3 separate regions of the Homo sapiens genome follow, and regions 2 and 3 are each linked to region 1. The links are chromatin contacts, found by Hi-C or POLR2A ChIA-PET in ENCODE. All regions are on one chromosome and are shown on one strand. Each heading gives the region's core, a stretch centred on a gene start or an enhancer-like site at or near the end of the contact. The rest is flanking DNA. Distances are from core to core; before and after follow the strand shown.

Region 1 (3,733 bases), core at 512-3,011:
ATCAAATACCCGGTATTATTACTGTTAGATATTGCAATAAGAAGGGATGTCATGTGGGAAATAAATCCAGAATCTAGAGAGGAGAGCGAAAACTACTGATACTTTTTAGCCTTCCAGAAACTATTCCGGTTAAACCGTTATCTCCTACTAAATGAAGGCAAGAAGTGGTAGGTTTTTTAAGGGAGAGGTGAATAAACATTTTATGTGAAGCATATAACTTCATGTAGGTGATTAATGGTCAGATCCTAATGTACCAAAGCAGTATGAAATCTCACGCTTAAAAAAAAAATAGCGCAAAACCACTTTGACTTCAAGCCTTTTAGTCAAGGAAAACAAATAACATATTCAAAGGGGACCGGATTTGAAGTCTCGAAGTAGCAATATTTTGCCTGGGGGTGGGTAGACAAGGGAGGAATGGACAGGGGGGCACGGAAAGGAGAGGCGGTGGGGCGCAAGAGCCCCATGCTCTGAGTTGAGTCGGAGGGGAAAAGTTGCCCCCGTCCTGCGCGCGGAGCGGCCGGAGTCGCGCGGTGGCGGTGGTGGTGGTGGCGGCGGCGGCGGCGGGGGGAGCCGTGTCCGGCCCGGGCCGCCGCTCCGGCTCCCGGCTAGGAGCCCAACTCTGCCCGGCGCTACCCGGCCCGCGGCCCGCGGCCTCCGGCGTTCGGCGCCCTGCACAACGTGGGCTCGTCTCGGCCCCGAAACTTTCACTCCGGGAGAGCCAACGGGCCACCGGCGCGCGGCGAGGACGCAGGCTCCACCCGGCCGGCGCGGGGGAACGCGCGTCCACGTAGCCCCGCTCAGCCGAGGGCTAGCCGCAGCCTGCCCGCGTCCGAGGGGCGCTGTCCGGGCCGGGGCCGGGACGGGAGCCCGCGTCCTTTCCGCGGCCGGACCCCGAAGGCTGACAAACAATAAACAAAAGTAAGAGTTCGGGAAGACGGCGGGGGGCTGCGGCAGCGCAGGCTGCGGGGAGCGGGCCGTTGGGCGCAGGCACCCGAGGTCTCCCCGCACCCGAGGACTGCAGCCGGCCCGAGCGTGCGGGGTGAGCGGTGGGCTCCGTCGGCGGCCCCCTCCCCGGGCGCTGCGGCACTACGGAATCCCTGCTCCCGGCAGCAGAAACGCTGAGCCAGATTTCTGCGTGTCATGGACTGCAACCCCGCCGAAACACGTGCGGGGTGTCCGAAAACACTGCTGTTCCGCAGTCCGTCGCCCCGATATTAATTAACGCATTAATAAGAGGGCGCCATTAGCCATGTGCCCACACAAATGGCCGTGCAAGAGGAATGCACCCGCATGGAAACAAAGTTACTTTCTTTAAGCGGGATCCCCCCCCCCACCCGCGGGCACACGCGCGCACACACACAGAAACACGCGCAGACACAGACACACACCGAGACGCACGCCCTGGGCCCGGCCGGAGCGACGGCCCCGGTGCCCCCCACCCAGCCCCAGCCCTGCCCCCGGCGCCCCGGCCCCCAAGCCCTCCGCATCCACGCCGCGGCTTACCTGGGTGAGACAGAGCGGAGAATACATAACTGCCGGGCGCTGGGGTATGCGTGTGCGTCTGGGTGTGCGGTTTGGAGGTGTGCGTGAGTGTGGGTGAGAGAGGAGAAAGAGGGAGAGAGGAAGAGAGAGAGAGAGAGAGAGAGAGAAGGGGGGAGAAAAAAAAATCAAGCCTGCTTCTTGCGTTCACATTTCCAAGTCGGCTCAACTGCAGCCAGCCAGCCAGCGCTATTGCCGCTCCATGAGCTGAACTTTAACCCCGCCTAGAGTTTCCCTACACTCCACTATACATGCCTACTGTACGCGGGTGTTAAAGGCATAGCGCACCCTTTCCCGCTCCCGCGCCGGCCCGGCCGGGTGCCCGCGAGCTGCCCGCGCGCCCGCCTCCGCCTCCGCTCTGCACCGCACCGCACAGCCGCCGCCCGCTCGCGCCGCCGCCGCGGGGGGGAGGGGGTGTGGGGGAGGGGGCGGCTGCGGCGCCGCGCGGCCAGCCGGGTCCCGAGCCTCCGCGGCCGCTCGCGCTCGCAGGCTGGCTCGCTCGCTCCCCGGCTCTCTCCGTGGCTCGCTCCTTGCTCGCTCGCTTGCTCGCTCTCCCGCTCGCTCCCCGGCCCCCCCGCCCCCTCCCCCGATCAGCGCATTACTGGGTAACGCAGTGAGGAGCAGTTACAGTCTGTACTCCCGGGCAGCTATAGGCTGCCACAGGATGTGCTTAAGCAAACAAAACTACTTTTCCTCGTCCCCATCCCCCCACCCCCGCTGCAGACCTCCGCGGACCTCGGTGGAGGACTTGGGCAACTTTGCCAGGTTGCCCCGCACCCCCCGGGCCACCGCGTGGGCACGTAGAGAACCGAGGAGGAGGCCGGGCGGCACATTTGCATGTATGCAAATTTCTTTGAAAAATCAGACCTCCTAGGTAACTTTTTTTCCCCCACTGAAATGCGGTAAGGCTCAAAGCATTGTAATCTCTCCAGCGAAGCTTTCTGTGGGAATAGATTCGTCGGCAGAGGTAATTATGCACACAATCCTGCAAACTTTGTGCAGCTTCGGTCCTGTGGCATTCAGAAGCGGGGGTGGTGAGGAATCAGTGCCCACAGAAGATTCACCGGATTTGGGGGGCGGGGGTCTGGAGAAAAGAAGGCGGAGATTAATGAGCGTTATCCCTCCCAGGACTGTGAAACTAGTGGGTTTGAACACAGACGCCATAGAAAAAGTTCTATCACGTTCAGAAACAACAGTGGTTTAGCTGTGACATCTTTTACTTTTTAGGAGGAAAAAAATATGTGAAAGGGATGTCCCCTTAGGGAAGGGAGATATTCTGATCCACAAACGCGTGCCCAGAACTGGACATAGGCTATCATTACCGTCCCAGTTTCTGGGACACCTCTGGAAGGGTGCCTTTTAAGAATCCCTTTTTTCCCTCCCCCAGGTAATAGTTCTTAAAATGGAAAAGAGCTTCCTGCAATTATTTTAGGTTTGCTAAAGTATTGTTTTGGCAGAAAAGAGGGGGGTGGTTTTTAGGGTTTGGCAAGTTGCCAGTAAGCCTGCTTTTCCAGTTTTTTTTTTTTAACCTCATATTTTCTCTCTAGGCTCTCCTCTCTCGGAGGGGGGAAAGCCTACCTGCCTCTTCTAAGCCCCCATCCCTTATTTTACTTCTCTTCCTCATGATGGTTTGCAAAATGCTGCATTTGACAACCCTTCTCAAAATTCCAAAAGGAAAGAGGTAGGTATCATGTTGAAAGACACTGGCACACAGGGGAATCTGCCCTTCGGTGGAGGTGACATAACCAGAGAGTCTCTAAAGAGGGGACATTCCTGTAGGAAAGTGAGGGTAAGTGATGTGTTAACAAGTGAGGGTGAGTGATGTGTTAAGGCCACTCTCATTCAGACTTCTTTTCAAAGCAAGGGGCAGGAAATACTGTACTGGAGAAAGAGCAAAAGAGAACCTCTGAAATAATTCTGCATCTGTCTAAAGTTATTTTATGCTTGTACTTTAGTTACTTTATTGCCAAAATAATTCCCGAATGCTCAAGAACCATTCTCTCTCCCACCCTCCCTCCTGAACATCCTTGGAAATCTCTCAAGATTATTTACTAAGGAGTGAGGAGAAATAATGATTTCAGCCTTTAATGAGAGAGTCCATTTTCCCAAACTTAACCCACTGCTTTTCCTTGGTTCCTCTCAGATTTTAGTAGGGGAGGAATGTCCTAAAAGCCAAGCTGTGTTACAGAGACAA
Region 2 (3,733 bases), core at 837-3,336, 350 kb before region 1:
GTGTGGAGCTTCTGGACTAGATGGACGCATATGTAGCAGGTGTGTGTGTGTGTGTGTGTGTGTGTGTGTGTGTGTGTGTGTCTGCATGCATGTTAGGAATGGACAGAAAACGAAGCCTTCACCTTGGCTAAAGGATGCAGCCTAAGTAATACCATATGCACCACTTATTTAAGTCCCTGCGGTATTTCAGTCACTCATACCAATCTGCAATTCAATGAGGATCACCACCCCATTAGAACTAATCATGTCAGCTGTGTATCTGACAAAATAAACATTCAGAAACTGTGCTCCTAGGTTCACAACTTGTTTTTGCACTGGGATTTTTTTTTCCTTCCCTCTCTTATCCAGTATAAAATTTAATCTTTTTTTAATATGAAATTATAAGACACACAGAAGCTCTCCGTATGGATTCCTCAGTGTATTTATCCTTACAACGAGAAACTGGCGACGTTAGTTGAACTTTAACTTGCTCCTTGGGAGTATGCTAAGTATGATCTTAATACATAAATATCATTCCACTGGGTAATGAGAGAATTAATGGCACAACTTAAGGAAAATGGACACGGGAGGATGCGGTGAGAAGAGATTTAGCTCAGGGAGAACATTACCAGATTACCTCCGGGGTGCTCATCATATTACCATTTCTGTTTCTTCTTTGTGGTCACAGGCCCCTTGTCCTAAAGATAAATGAGCAGCACCCTGCCTCCAGTGCTCACAGAGGTTCCCTCCTGAGGGCTGAAAAGGCAGCACCACACACTGGCTGGGCAGGGTGCTGAGGGCTTTTCATCCTAACTAGACTGAGTCTTTACATAACTCTAAGTGGAATGCAGGCATTCATTTATAATTTTATAGATGTGACATCTGAGGGTCAGAAAGGCTAAAAATTATTCCAAGGTCACATACTGAGATCAAACTCAGGTCTGTCTCCCTCCAAAGCTTCTATTTTTTCCACTACATTATGCTGCCCAGAAGAGGAAGGTACCTCATGACCACAGGTCTCAATGCTACTATTGCCTATAAAATCCTGTATCTCAGGAGGATTGAACCAAGCAAGGCAGAGGTTTCTTCACATATAGAGATCCCACTGTGCCCATCACCTGCTTCCCATCTCCCACAGAATAAAGTCCAAGTGCTTTACTACCCTTGGAAAAAGGTATGTATTTATTCACGACTAGACTCTGATCTAATGTTTCTGCCGTCTACTGTAAACTGACAGATACACCAAACAGAATAGGGTTCTTCAGACACACACTGCTGTTCCTTTGCATGCACTGTTCCTCCTGCCTGGTCTGGAATGTTCTCCCCACCAAGTATATCTGTCTCCTTCAAAACCACTCATGTGTCTTCTCCTCTGGCATATCTTCCATGAGCTCCATGCTTCTCCCCAGAGTTAGTTACTGACTCTTCTGTATGGATTATACCTATTTCAATTACTTCATCGATCACATCTTAGTTTATTTACTTTTCTTTCTGTGAGCTATGTACGGCAGGGATTGAATAATGTACATCTTTAGCCTCCCTTCCAGCTTAGTATGGTGCCAGGAACATAGTAGGTGCTCAATAAATTCTGGCTTCTTTCTCCTCTCTAAGATCAATCATGCAGCTGGCGGGTGGGAGAGATGAGCTAGGAATCCAGGTATTTTGACTCCTAGTCCAGGGTTTCTCTGTGTACCAAGATGTAGAAAAACTCCTAGTCCAGGGTTTCTCTGTGTACCAAGACCATAGGTCCCTCCTATGGTCAGTTCCCTTATTAGACCTACTATGTTATTCTTCTATCCCCCTAGTACCACTCCTTCCCCATATATGCACAGACACACTGCCAGGGACCAATGGAAGGAAGACTGCGCTTGAGAGGGGCAGAAGCTGTATGTCATGAGGGCTGGCCTTATGCTTCCCTTCACTAGTCAAGGCAACAGGAGATATGCAGCATAGTCCAGCCCTGGAGGGCAGCAAAGGGTGCTTCCCACATTATTAAGGCAGCACTGTGAGGGTCCGAGGTTGCCCTGTGCTGAGAACAACTGTGCCTGGTGGCATCCCCATTATCTCAACACATTCAGACTCTGAGGAAGGAGGGTGTTGAGGGTGAGAAACACAGGGCCAGAACAGCCTGTCCTAACCCAGTGTCCCTGCTCCAAGACAAGGGATCCGGCTTATCACAAGCTCATGTGACTCATTAGTTAAATGTGTAAAGCGTTTGGAAAGTGAAAAGCCAATTAGAAGTGCTAAGTTATTTCATCTCTGCTGTAAAGGAAGCAATGTGAGACCTTAAGAAAAATTCTCATGCAAATATTTTGGGGGAGGTGTGTGCTGTGGAATGTAACTCAATGAACAGACTCAATAGAAAGGCTATATCCCAAAAAGACAGGGCACAGATCAAAGAATGTGCCTAAGTCCTCAATAAACAAACAGGAAGGTAAGCAGGTGGGTGTGAGAAAAGTGGCAGGAAGAATCACTGAGACCTCACGTGAGATCTTCGATGGATCTCACATTAGACAGCAAGCTCTGGGCTTGAAACTGTGTGTGTCAGTGGAACTTTCAAGGCCTTAGACTCATTAGAAGCCCTGGGAAAGCCTAGGTCCAAAAGGATTCCTAATGCTGAATCCTTTCCTCATGTGAACAGTCATTATTTAGAGTGTAGAAATATTCGGTAAGGCCAATTTCTTGGGCATAGGATTTTCACAAGCAAGGACTTTGTGGACAGCGAGAACACCACCTGTATTGAGTTCTCTCCTCAAAGTTCATGCAGCAGGGCCAGTCAACTCATTTTCCTGTTCTCTGAACTTGTGTTGACTCAAGCTCTGCAAAACCAGGCTCTTTTCCTTTGCAAAGGAAGCATCTGGTTCCAAGTCATAAAAGAGAAACCCAGAACCTATTGCTGCCTGTTTGGTAAGCACTCTGGAGGGCACCCAGGGGGCACTGTTTCACAGAGCTCCCCTGCAACCACAAAGGCACATATCCTCCAACTCAGCCTTTTCAGAGTCCATGTTTAACCAGCACACGGTGACCCAGCCCCATGGGAGCAGGTCTGCACAAAACGCCAGGACTTCTGCCCAAATCCTGGACCTCAAACAGAGGCTGAAAAGAAATGACCTCTGCACAGTCACGCACATAGCATCTACATCTCCTAAACACATAGGGAGTGTGTGGAGGAAAGGCAGAATAATAAGCCAAGCATTCAGAGACAAGAGGGTCAAGTGCAACTACTGGAGTTGAAAAGTGCATGAAACCTATCAGGGAATAGGAAAAAAGAATATGGCAGATCCTATTAACAGTCTATCCACTACCTATTGCGCCTTCTTCCTTGGGACAATTTTGCTTAGAGAGGCAAATGTGACTGGTCCTAGGTGACGGTCATGATTTGAGCCAATCAAGATAATCTTCTGCTGGTTTTCTCAGCATCCTTTGCAGCTAGAGATTAAAATGTGACCCAGATTTAGCCAATGAGACCTACAAAGAAATTTGCTAGCAGGGTGCACAGGAGGAATAGCAGGGCCTTTTCCCTGATATTAGAGGAAAAATAAGGTATGATATGACTATGCTATTTGGAGCTGCAGCAGCCATCTTGCCGTCAGAGGCTCTAAGCATGAGGCTGAAGAGGCAGCATACTGAGGAAGACAGAGCAGAATGTTAGGAACGGCATGGGTTCCTGTTGGCCTCGTGCAGCGCTGAAACAATGCCAACAACCACTCACTCACAGATTTCTTGTTACGGGAGGAAAATAATCCTGACTGGC
Region 3 (3,733 bases), core at 880-3,379, 260 kb before region 1:
GTTGTTAGAACATGAATTCTAAAATTGGCCCTTCTTAATTTATACACGCACACACACATGCATTTTCAATAAATTTACTGATAGTGGTCAGCTCCAAGATTGGCTCTGAGCACACAGTGAAGAACGATCAGGGGCTGAGGCTCTGTTCAATAATCGTGGTGGTTATCATTGTTGAGCATCTACTATGTGGCAGACACTAGACTATCTGTCACTTAACCCTCATTACACTCCTGAGAGGTATTCCTATTTCCAGTACTTGGACTTAGACTCAGCACACAGTTAGGACTTCATAAACATTTGCTCAATGAATAAATGATTGTAACCTAGAAGAAAACACAGCCAAGAGGGGTTAAATATTGCCCAAAGCTATAGAGTTGATAAGTTGCAAAGCTCAATTCCCCAACTCTATATCCTGTACTGTTTTACAATATCATGCTGCCATCTTGAATATAGGTTTTATACTTGACACATAGAAAGCATAACTGATGAATGACCTAGAAATAGATGAACATACGAATAGAGACCATGACAACACATTAGTATGTACATCAAGGGGTATGTTGTGTTTCTCCCCAGTTCAAATCTTTATAATAAGAGTATTCATAGTCTGGTAAATTTATCAGAAGCTTCAGCTGAGAACAGAGATCAAAACGGCCCCAAATTCTGCCATGAGAACTCTCACTGCCAGCTCTAACCAGGAAGATTGTAGGAGTATGCATGTAAGAGAAAGGACTAGACCTTCATGCAGAGCAGTGACTGAAGGATACACTAATGTCATAAGCGTATTCCTGCCATAGTTCTAATTTCAACAGCTCAGTGGTCCATGACAACAGCCAGGGCACATATCGAACACAAGGTATATGCACCTTTTAATTCATAGGGCTGAGTCGGCTGAGGACAGAGTCAGTCTAAGGGTGGGGATACTCTCACCTTACATGGCTTCATTAGGTGAGGAGGGTAGGATAGGAAAAAAATCAAGCTTGGCCACCCATACTGTGAGCTAGGATTCAGAAGAAAGCGTAGTTTGACGACAATTTCTATTACTACCAGTCCATTGCACTTGCTGCCAGCTTTACTACCCAAATATTCACCCCAAACATGTCAAGAAAATTAAAAGGAAAAAATCATACAACAAAACATCCTCCTGAACTAATTCAATTTCAATATTTATTTTGAAAATTTATTGAATTATAGTAGAGGAAGCTGGCTGAATTAAGCCAGCCAGACTGTTATTTTTCTTCCTACGAGTATGGCAATATTTATTATTTTACCTCTCTATGAGGGGTTGATTAAAACTAGAAAATGTAACATTTGCAAAGTCATAATATATTCAGAAGAAGGTGGTTCAGATAGGCAAAATAAAAATATATAGGGGCCAATCAGAATTTTCTCTTCCATAACTTAGATTTTCTTTAAAAACTACATTTGGAAATAGACATTATGATTTTTTTAAAGGGCCACCCACTCTTTTGTCTGCTCCACACTCTACCTTCACTCTAGAAGAGGTGCCATTGACTTCTACAGATATAAAATGTGTGACGTTCATTTTAAAATTACTAGTAGAGCCTGCTATTGACCATCCAATTATGCCGAGTTCCATTTATAAACATAGCTAACCACTAAGTTTATGGAGACTTTTTGTGCTGCTTTAATAGGATATTGATCGAGCACATAGTTTGAGTAGACTGCCATTGAATTGTGTAATGGCAAACAAAAGGCAAGGTCACGGCAACTGTTCATGCTAGGGCTGCAATCTATTTTTTATTATATTCTTTTTGTTTCTTCCTTTAATGCTCGAGCCCAAATGGTTTCTTTTGAAAGAAGATCTTGCTTAAGAATATAAGCTATTTTAAAAATTAATTTCCATGCAATGATCACAGCTATCGTGTTACTTAACACAGGAAAACCAACAGGCCACTAGTTTAGAAAGAAAGTTTTAAATCTATCCCACTTTAATTAAGATCTAAAGTACTGCGAATGTTTAAATGGCACCCCAAATGACTGGATGTCTGGAATTTCTTATCCTACACCCATTTCCTCATTAGTCCTTCTGTGCAAGAACATTTTGTATTTTCAAGTTTGGGCTTGTTCCTACCCAAGAGTTTCGTTTTCTTGTTGTGCCTTGTAGCCGAGTTCATTCTGTCTTAGAAGTTCCACCATGTCAGGTTAGAATATTGCCAATAGTTCTTACTAAATTACTAGCCTGAAAATCTAAGCATCTGAATATGGGTACTTGAAAACGTAACAAGGACCCAGAGACTTCAAAAAGAACTTTAGAAATGAACTGCAATTTGGATGTTAATGACAATTCCTGTGTGAAAATATAGAAAGAGCGCACATTTCTAAGGCAGAAAACAGCCACTAGGGTGCCACCTCATGCCAGGCTGAGGCATATGCCTGGTTCCATTCACTCCCACTCTCCATTGACAAACAACTCAGGAATCCTGTAGTGGACCCGGCAGCTGAGCTTTGTGGCAGAGCCAGGACAATTCAGCTGCCGGATTTTAATAGATTCTGCAGCACTGCAACAGGAACCAAAAATCAGTCCGGGTAACTGAGAGTGGTTTTCACACCCAAAGACTCTAAGGCTGGCCACAGTGTACTGAGAATCCTGGCTTTTCAAAATTCCAGGGCCATGAAGTCATCCTTAGCCACGAAGTTTACTTAACCCTTGCAGCCGGCTTGGGTGTACAAACCGCCGCTAGAAAATTAGAGCCCACCAGGCCAGAGTCACAATGGCCTGTGTGTATTTGCGGTTTTCCTCTTTCCCAGTGAAGTAGTTAGGGTTTCGAAGTCACTCCACCAACTTCAAGTAAAATAGAGTCAGCAATTTGGAAGGAAATGGGCAGAAGTAGTGGATTTTTCAGGAGAACTTTCTGGGTTCCTACCAGGAGTGATATTTGACAGCCTTAGCACTCATACTTTGAGGAAAACACTAGCGCAAAATAAACAAAAGAGTGGGTGCTGACAGAGAGAGCTATCTAAGCAGCATCACTTAGCAGCTAGTAGAGTGGGCTCTCTTTGTAGCAACTTCAAGGGAAAGAGACCAATCTAAAAATGCCTTGAGAAGGCTTTGTTTGAAAATGCAGCATCATGTAAGAGCCATTTCAACAGATGGTTCTTGTCTCTTTCCTCATAGTATTATGCTAAAACAACTTTAGTGATTCTGAACCACATTGTTAACACTTGTAAAACCCCCTTCCCCAAAGCAGAGAATACTTCTCTCTCTCTCTCTGGCACAGCATCTAGTGGTCTGTATTTTCCTCCTCCCCTGGAACAAGGCAATAAATAATTGAGCTACTTTCAGATGGTCCTACCACATGGGGGAAAAACTAGCAAGAGAACAAATATAGATTTTTATGCTACAGTATTTTCTTTGCCATGGAAGCAGAACTTTCCATTCTTGCCTTTCGTGGACTTTAGATGATAATGAAAAAAAAAATTAAAAGGTGGTAGGCAGGAGGCAAGGAGGAAAGGGGAGTTCACGGAAGATTGCAGCTTCAGTTGGCCAGCAGGAGTCCCTGATTCCAACAGGTTCATGTATCTGATCAGTATAATTCAATGGCAAGCATCCTTGTTGCCTCATCCCTCACCTCTGAATTTGTGAGGCTAAGCCAGCAGCTTTCTCCTGAGTTTCTCTGCCATTGCCACCTTGGTAGTAACGCTATTAAAAACAACACACTTAGGACATAGTTATTTCAGTGAATCCACATGAGGAAATACTGAAATAGCA

Evidence for each region. A loop is a pair of places that touch in the nucleus more often than their neighbours do. ChIA-PET counts read pairs that join two places held with the same protein, here RNA polymerase II (POLR2A). Pooled maps may share reads with other maps.
Region 2: a map of heart right ventricle shows a loop between it and region 1 (2.2-fold over the local background). The contact joins the enhancer-like site here to the promoter of NFIA in region 1. A Hi-C loop is called at or near these places in 3 of 168 maps with a recorded cell type or tissue (ascending aorta, endothelial cell of umbilical vein and heart right ventricle) and 7 of 50 pooled maps. POLR2A ChIA-PET finds 5 or more read pairs at or near these places in 3 of 52 experiments (HEK293, activated CD4-positive, alpha-beta T cell and activated T-cell).
Region 3: a loop to region 1 is called in a map of heart left ventricle, with 8 times the contacts of the local background. The contact joins the enhancer-like site here to the promoter of NFIA in region 1. A Hi-C loop is called at or near these places in 53 of 168 maps with a recorded cell type or tissue (A673, Calu3, GM12878 and 31 more), 13 of 37 single-sample maps with no recorded cell type and 40 of 50 pooled maps. POLR2A ChIA-PET finds 5 or more read pairs at or near these places in 9 of 52 experiments (HepG2, IMR-90, MCF 10A and 6 more).

What each region holds. Positions count from the first base shown.
Region 1 is chr1:61,080,589-61,084,321 of GRCh38, reverse strand. It overlaps NFIA (nuclear factor I A), which reads right to left and starts at 1,761. Exons shown (of 11, transcript NM_001134673.4): 1 at 1,504-1,761. The coding sequence starts at 1,530. RefSeq lists a silencer at 2,191-2,485.
Region 2 is chr1:61,435,347-61,439,079 of GRCh38, reverse strand. All of the region lies in intron 10 of NFIA (nuclear factor I A), which reads right to left. Among named protein-coding and RNA genes, the nearest start is that of NFIA-AS1, 180 kb to the right of the region's middle. RefSeq lists an enhancer at 1,988-2,489. Within about 2 kb of position 2,086, at least 4 of the 41 ENCODE cell types and tissues checked have a DNase peak (open chromatin) inside an H3K27ac peak, as active enhancers do; they include ascending aorta and endothelial cell of umbilical vein, where a contact is called at or near this core.
Region 3 is chr1:61,337,032-61,340,764 of GRCh38, reverse strand. All of the region lies in intron 4 of NFIA (nuclear factor I A), which reads right to left. Among named protein-coding and RNA genes, the nearest start is that of NFIA-AS1, 85 kb to the right of the region's middle. Within about 2 kb of position 2,129, at least 32 of the 41 ENCODE cell types and tissues checked have a DNase peak (open chromatin) inside an H3K27ac peak, as active enhancers do; they include A673, IMR-90, PC-3 and 16 more, where a contact is called at or near this core.